Regions from separate parts of the Mus musculus genome. Here region 2 is linked to region 1. The links are chromatin contacts, found by Hi-C or POLR2A ChIA-PET in ENCODE. All regions are on one chromosome and are shown on one strand. Each heading gives the region's core, a stretch centred on a gene start or an enhancer-like site at or near the end of the contact. The rest is flanking DNA. Distances are from core to core; before and after follow the strand shown. Region 1 holds the start of Brpf1 (bromodomain and PHD finger containing, 1). Region 2 holds the start of Camk1 (calcium/calmodulin-dependent protein kinase I).

Region 1 (3,585 bases), core at 730-3,229:
GTTCAAATGACACTTTTTGGGGGGGGGGGGTTCGAGACAGGGTTTCTCTGTGTAGCCCTGGCTGTCCTGGAACTCACTCTGTAGACCAGGCTGGCCTCGAACTCAGAAATCCGCCTGCCTCTGCCTCCCAAGTGCTGGGATTAAAGGCGTGAGCCACCACGCCCGGCCAAATGACACTTTTATTATGACTTTTTTTCACTCTCTCAAGGAAAAGCTGTTCCCGTGGCATTTTATTCTCACCTCCAGTGTGACATTTTCTGGTTTTCTCCCATTCTACTAGGAGATCTTCAGTAAATACCAGACCTATTTACTTCTAAATCCCCAGTTCCTAGCATGCATTGGACTCCCAAGCCTGGGCAAATACCATGAAACCTGTGAATAGCTGAATGAGAAGACCACCAGATTAGGAGTTGAGGAAGATCAGATTACGCATTAAACGTTGCTTATTGTATGCCTGAGTGAGTGGCCAATGACTGAGTCCTAGATTCCAACAGAAACCATTGAACTACACAATCAGTGCATCGCTGAAGTCTTAATGGGGAACCTCACCCTGGAACTGGGTGGGGAGATATAGGGAGAAACCTTGTGAAATGGTCATTTCCGCAGGACAAACGGCACAGGCTACACTTGGTTTCCTCATTTACTGATTCATGCAACATTAACTCAGGGCCTACTGAATGCCAGGACACAAACATGATCACAAAAATCTAGGCATTATGTTCCAAGGTTCTCAAAGGCTAACCCTCCCCCACCTCAGTTTCTGGGTGAGTAGAGACAGCAGATGGCACCAAACCCCAGGGAGCCCAGCTTAGTCTGGTACCGCTCCAATTTCTCTCAGGACTAGTTTGAACTAGTGCCTAGGACCACCAATGCAGGGCCTGCCTAACCTCCCTGACAAACACTAACTCTCAGCCTTTCCTTCCTTCTCCTGAGGCTTAACTACAAGAATGGGCAGCTCTCGTCCATCTATCGACAGCAAGTCAGCCAAGCTACACATTCAATTCCAACTCACTTCTATTTCCTACCTGCTGCTGTGCCTTTAAACACAAAACCAATTATAGGTACAAACAAGCTCAACACTTTCCAAGCCGGGTCCCTGGTGAACGCTGCCGTTCTGGCTTTGCTGCCCTGGTTCCCGAACTAGCACAGTGCCCCAAGGGACCTGGCGTCAGAGGCACGAAGGTGTCCAGAACTTAGCTCTGAAAGCCCTGGGGCCCTTGGATATGGCGGAAGCACCTACTCCCGGGAACTCCAGGAGCAGAAGGAAGTAAGGGGTAAGGGGTGGGACAAGGCCCGCGGGGCTAGAGCCCAATCTCCCGGATGCTGCGCCGCTTCCCTTTTGTCAAAGTGTAACAAGTCAAACAAGGTTTCCCTTCTGCCTCTGGCCCAGGCAGCCTCAAAGGGAACACTGCTGCCGCGGACGCTCCCCACGAACGAATGGCATGTCAATTCTCCCTGCTCCAGGGGCTCAGGAGGAGCCTAAGGCGCCTCGCCAGGGCTGCCCCTTCTCCACTGGCACTACCTCCCGGCCCCGGCCCGTACTCACCGGCCACCTCCAGTCTGGGCTCATCGCCGGGGGCGCCCGCCGGGGCTCCAACCCCGTGTGGGAGGCCGGCGATGAGAGACGGGCCGAGAAGGGGAAACCCGAACTCTCGGAAGCGAAGCTGGCCGCCCCGGCTCCTGCCCCGCACTCTCTGGCCCGGCTCCCCCGGCTTCCCGCGCTGACCCCTGCCACTCCTGGTCCCGCCGGTGCCCCAGCGTCGCAATTCCGCAAGCACCTTCGCGTTTCCCGAGCTTTTGGATCTTCTGGCCTGGGAACCCGGTGCCGCCGGGACAATGGGGGGGCTCCTGGAGGCGGCACAGGAACAGCAGCGGCGAGACCGTGGCGGCAAAGGCTGTGGCAGCGGCGGCAGCAGCAGCGACGGCGACGGCGTCCGCCAGGGTAAACGTGGTCCCGTGGCGCTGTATAGACGCACTTTCGCCACGGTTCCTCGCCGGTCTACTGAGGAGCTTGAGACCAACCTGTCGGTCTGAAAAAGATCTCTGGACACCTTAAAGGGCTCAGCAAGCGCCTCCATGTTCTAAGTGGAGTTTCTGGCGAGCGAAAGCTCAGTTTTGGGGAGTCTGAGTCCTCGGGCCGTTTGTGGCGAATCTGCGACTACGGACAGGCAGCGCGAGGCTGGGCGTGAGGAGCCCGCCCTTCTCCCCTCCCCCTCTGCCGCCGCCTGCTCCCTCCCTCCTGCTGGCGCGACTGCTGCGGTAGGGACCTGGCCTTGGTCTCCGAGGAAGGCGACTGGGAGGAACGGGGCGGGAGCGCCGGGTGGGGCGGAGTTGAGGGCAGGGCCTAGAGCCGGACGAACGCAAGGGAGCCGCAGAGGCCCGCAGATATGGTCAGGGGCGGGGCGACGTGGGAAGACTAGGCCGGCGCGGGAGGGGCTTGTGTTTAGGGGGTGGAGCTGCGGGAAAGCGGTGCCCTGATGCGACGACCGCAGCCGGAAGAGTGGGCCCGAGGGGCCCAAGTAACGAAGGGCGGAGCTTTGGGTAAGCCTGGAAGGTGGAGCTAAACTAGGGATGAAGCTACAGCTGGGAAAGCGCACCACAGTGCTGCAGGGTAAGGGCGGGACTTAGGAACGTAAGGGGCGGGGCTTCCGCTGAAATGTGAGACTGAAGGGTGACGAGGCGTGGCCCTAATGAGGGAACTGAGTTTGGGGAGGTTCCAGTGCATTCCAGTAAAACTGTAGGACTCAGATTGGCAGCGCTGGACTACAAGGTTACCGGTAGCTGATTGGAAGACGGTATCAAAACACACAGCCCATTGAATATGACTGACACCTCAAGTGTGATCGTGGGAAATTCTTCTTTGGGTTCTTCAATTGTAAACCTGGAACTCGAAAATTCTGTCAGTTCCTGGGGGTTTCAGAGAATTTGGATGTCAGGGATCATCATTGTCAAGCAGTGCTTGTAGTTTTGTCACTGAAGAGTATGATAGTCTTCCAAGATGCTAGAGTCACTGAGAACGCGGTTTATTTTCATGCGGACTTGGTATTCAGCTCCCTAAAGTGCACGTTTTCTTATGACACGTTTCCCCCGAGAAATGCCAATAAAACCAGCACTCCAAGTTGTTTCCTGGTCAAAAGGGGGGGTCTGGCGTAAAATCGGTGGTTTCTATAAAGAAATGGCTTATTGCAGCGGAGTTTCTCATTATTAAATGGGGATAATATATAGTCCCTCTGTCCCGGGGTTATGATAAGGATTAAGAGAGTTGAAGACTGTAAATTGCCTAATACAGTGTCTGTTGTATAAGATTCGCATGCACAAAGAAAATACAAGCTATTATACTCATCCAGAAAATTCAGAATAAACCAGTAATCGCAGCACTCAAGAGGATTGAATTAGGATTGCTCCAACTGCTTATGAGTTCCAGGTCAGGCTGAGCCATACAGCAAGACCCTATCTAAACAAAACAACCAAAATAAATGAATCAAAGAAGTTATACAGCTTTTTTTCATTATTGAAGGCTTTGCACACACAAGGACAGGGATATATCACAACAGCCGTTTCTTTTTTATTAAAAAACAAAACAAA
Region 2 (3,638 bases), core at 1,037-3,536, 37 kb before region 1:
ACACACACTCTCTCTCTCACACACACACACTCACACACTCTCACACACATTCACACAGTCTCATACACTCTCTCTCTCTCTCTCTCACACACACACACACATTCACACAGTCTCATACACTCTCTCTCTCTCACACACACACACATTCACACAGTCTCATACTCTCTCTCTCTCTCTCTCTCTCTCTCTCTCTCTCTCACACACACACACACACACACACACACACACACACACACACACACACAGACTTTCTAAAAGTGAGAATACCTGAATGCCCCCAGAAAAGCTTTAAAAGCATGCAAAGAGTAAGACCAGAAAAGGTGTGTAAGCAGAGACTGGCCAGGTGGCTCAGTAGTTAAGAGCAGTTGCTGCTCTTGCAGAGGATCCAGGTTTGGTTTTCAGTAACCCACGCGGTGGCTCACAATCACTTGTAATTCCTGTTTCAGATGATCAGATACACTCTCCCAGCTTTCAAGGGCTCCTGCGTGAGCACGGTTCACATATAAAATGGCAGGGTCACATACATAAATAAAAAAGTAAAGAAATCTTTTTAAAAAGTTGTACTAGTCTTCAGAGGGACACTATCACCCAGTAGTGTTGTCATAGAGATAAACACAAAACTGTACTGACACAACTCCCTGGCTCAATAGTATGTTGAATGGGTGGTGAGGAGACTAGAGGTGTGGTCCTAGGTCAGAAGTGGGTTAGGAATCTGAGATTCTGAGATGTGAGGGAAGAAAACACCTCTTAGTCTCTGACCCTCGTCAAATCTTGCTTTTCCTGTGAGCCCTGGTTTATATGAAATCTTTTTCTCATGTTTTACTTTGTTTTGTTTATGTACTTGTGTATGTGAGTGTGCAAGTCTATGGCAGCCAGAGGAGGATGTCAAATGTCTTGATCTATCACTCCCCACCTTACTCCCTTGTACAGCACCCCTCTCTGAACCTGGGGCTAGGCTGGTGGCATGCTCCCCCTCAGTTCTGGGGTTACAGAGGCACACAGCCCCCTCCAGCTTCTTACACAGGCTCTGAGTATTTGAACTCAGGTCTTGTCCTTGAGCCGCTCGCCCACTGAACCATCCCCGAATCCTCCTGTTTTGTCTTTTCTTCCTCCTCCCCTTGAAGGAGAACCTCACCACCGGCTTGCTTAGAACATTTCACAATGCACCTATCTCTGCTTCTGAAGTGCTAAGATTGTGTCAGACACCACACCAGCTTGTTTTGAACTAGTGTTCTAAGTACTTGCACACCCACTACACAGAACTCTCAAGAAAACTTAGAGTCAGTCGTTAATAAGTCCATGTCTCAGGGAAGAAACTGAGGCTCAGAAAGGGAGAGCAGAAAGGGAGGTGGTTGACTTCAAAACCTTTCTAGCATCTTAGCTTAGTCTTCTGAGGCCTGACCACTCCAGGACAGAGGAGGGCCAAACTGGGAGAAACAGAGGTTGAACTCAGGAGGGAGAGCTGCCCTAGACAGGCCAGGTTGCGTCCTTTGCCTGGCTCCAGGGCAGACCTACCTCTAATTCCTGCCAGTTGATTCCCCTTCTAGTCTGAGCTCAATTTAGTCCCAAAGAGCCTTGCATAAACCAAGTCGGGTCAGGTCCCTTGGCCCCAAGCCTAGAGCCCCAGGAAGGGATATGCTCCACCCTCCCCACCCTGGCTCCCAGCCACGGTCACATGGCACTTTGGTCCTCTTTGGCTTGCTTCCTTAAGGATCCAGATTTAACTGCATCTCCCCCTTCCACTTCTCTTCCCTAGTCTCTTTGAGCAGTACCTGAAAGTGTGTGGGATAGAAGCCTTAGCTCTGTTTTGCTGGTGTAGGTCCTCAGTTTATCTGCCTATTAAATGGGACCTTACAGCTTTTCATCAGCCCCTTACTAGTCTTCTGAGTCTTGCATAGGTCCAGCTCCTTTTAAATGGAAGGTGAGGAGAGGAGGAGAAGGAGACTAAGAACTCTAAGGCAGGTCCCAGAACTGTTTTGAAAACAATGCCAGGTTCAAGCTGGCCAGCCTCTGGCATCTCATAAATATTGGTTCAAAAATCATCTGCTTCTAACTAAGTGCTGATTTCAAGACCATCTGTGGCTCTCACTTGTCTCCTGCTGACGACCAAAGGGCACATAAGCATGCTATAGGGCCTGTAACAGAACAACTGGGCCCACTTCTCCAGTCCGAGAGTGCTCGTCCCTAGTCCCCAGGTCCTCTGCCGCAGGCTCCTCCTCCATTGACATCAGAGCCGCAGGCGGGCCGAGGGAGCCGAGCCCCAGCCGAGCGCCAGCGACTGAGCAGGCAAACTGACCAGGCACAGACGCGGCGGGAGCTCCGCACCAGCCACCTCGGCCCTCGCAGCCAGCCCCGAGGCGGGGCAGCCGCAGGTACAACTGAGGGTTGCCCCGGCTCTGTGCAGCGGGGCGCTCCAGCCACAAGATACTGAAGCCCAAGGGTGGGAGGGGCGCCTGGCCCCTGGACAGACAGACGGAACAGGGCTGGGCCTTTCTCTCCCACCTCCCGTCCCAGGCCCTTTAGGTGCTAGGTGACCTCCATGGATATTGCCTGGATATCAGAAAAGGGTGGGGAAGGGTCTGTGTGTGTGTGGTGTATGTCCAAGCGCTAGGCCTGACCATGGAAGGGCGTGGGCATTTGGAAGAGTAGATCGGGGAGGGCATGTGAGGGGTTCCCTGAAGCAGGAATGTGCTTCAGTTGTGTAAAGGTATCTGGGAATTCATTTTTGTTGTTGCATATGGTGTTCAAGGATACACACACACTGCTGTCTGGCTTGCGGGGTAGAGTTCAGGGGAGGTTTGGTCTTCCTCTGAGGGGGTTTAGTTAGGCAGATTGTTAAGGCTTGGTTTGCTGTGTAGGGCTCTGGGCTGAGGAGTTGGAGGGCATAGACAGGACTAAGTTGCTATGTCTGGTATGTGGGAACGGATGCCACCTTGTTCGTGTGTGCATGGAATCAGTACTGCAGTGTAGGGTCTGGGTGTTTTGGATGGACAGGTAGGTGTGAGTGGTGTATATGAACGTGTGTTGATGCTGGGCATATGTGCACAACCAGGTGACGTGGTGTGCAGTGTGATGGATCTAGCAGGAAGGTGTCTGGACTCAAGATTCATGTACTGCTGATGTGGAGTGGTGTCTGCTGCAGGGTGTGGAACTGTGAGGGTCATTAGTGCTGGCATCCATGTGGGTTTGACTTTACATGGATTTACCATTGCCTCTTTCATCAGAAAACCTGGGATGCTGGCCAATGCTCTGGGAACAAGGTCCCACTCAAGGAGTGGACTCTCAGTTCTGGTCAGGGTGCCTTCTCTTCATTCTTCCCAAAGGAACCAGGAGGTTGCTTTCCCAGAGCTCTAGGGCATGAGGGGCTCTGTTCTGGCTTCAAACTCAGTTGATTCTGAGATGTTGACTTTTCTGAATGATTCCCCCAGTCTAGTAGTCTCCTACTGGACCAACACATGACACCCTTTGTCCTTAGCAAGCTTAGCTGGGACTCTCTTGGGCAACTCTGGACTCATTCTATCCATCTCCAACCTCAGTTTCCGAGATTTCTCACATGATACATGGGGAGAGAACCCACCCTTTCTTGTAAGATGACACAGAGCTGTCTAGGGAAAGGTCCAAGATAGGTCCCCTCCAGG

What was found. Hi-C counts contacts between places; a loop is a spot of excess contacts on that map. ChIA-PET counts read pairs that join two places held with the same protein, here RNA polymerase II (POLR2A).
Region 2: a loop to region 1 is called in a map of left cerebral cortex, with 4 times the contacts of the local background. The contact joins the promoter of Camk1 here to the promoter of Brpf1 in region 1. A Hi-C loop is called at or near these places in 1 of 37 maps with a recorded cell type or tissue (left cerebral cortex). POLR2A ChIA-PET finds 5 or more read pairs at or near these places in 4 of 5 experiments (Patski and embryonic stem cell).

Annotation. Positions count from the first base shown.
Region 1 is chr6:113,305,531-113,309,115 of GRCm38, reverse strand. Brpf1 (bromodomain and PHD finger containing, 1) reads right to left here and starts at 1,979. Exons shown (of 13, transcript NM_030178.2): 1 at 1,779-1,979. It overlaps Cpne9 (copine family member IX), which reads right to left. Exons shown (of 21, transcript NM_170673.3): 21 at 3,545-3,585.
Region 2 is chr6:113,342,570-113,346,207 of GRCm38, reverse strand. Camk1 (calcium/calmodulin-dependent protein kinase I) reads left to right here and starts at 2,286. Exons shown (of 12, transcript NM_133926.2): 1 at 2,286-2,372.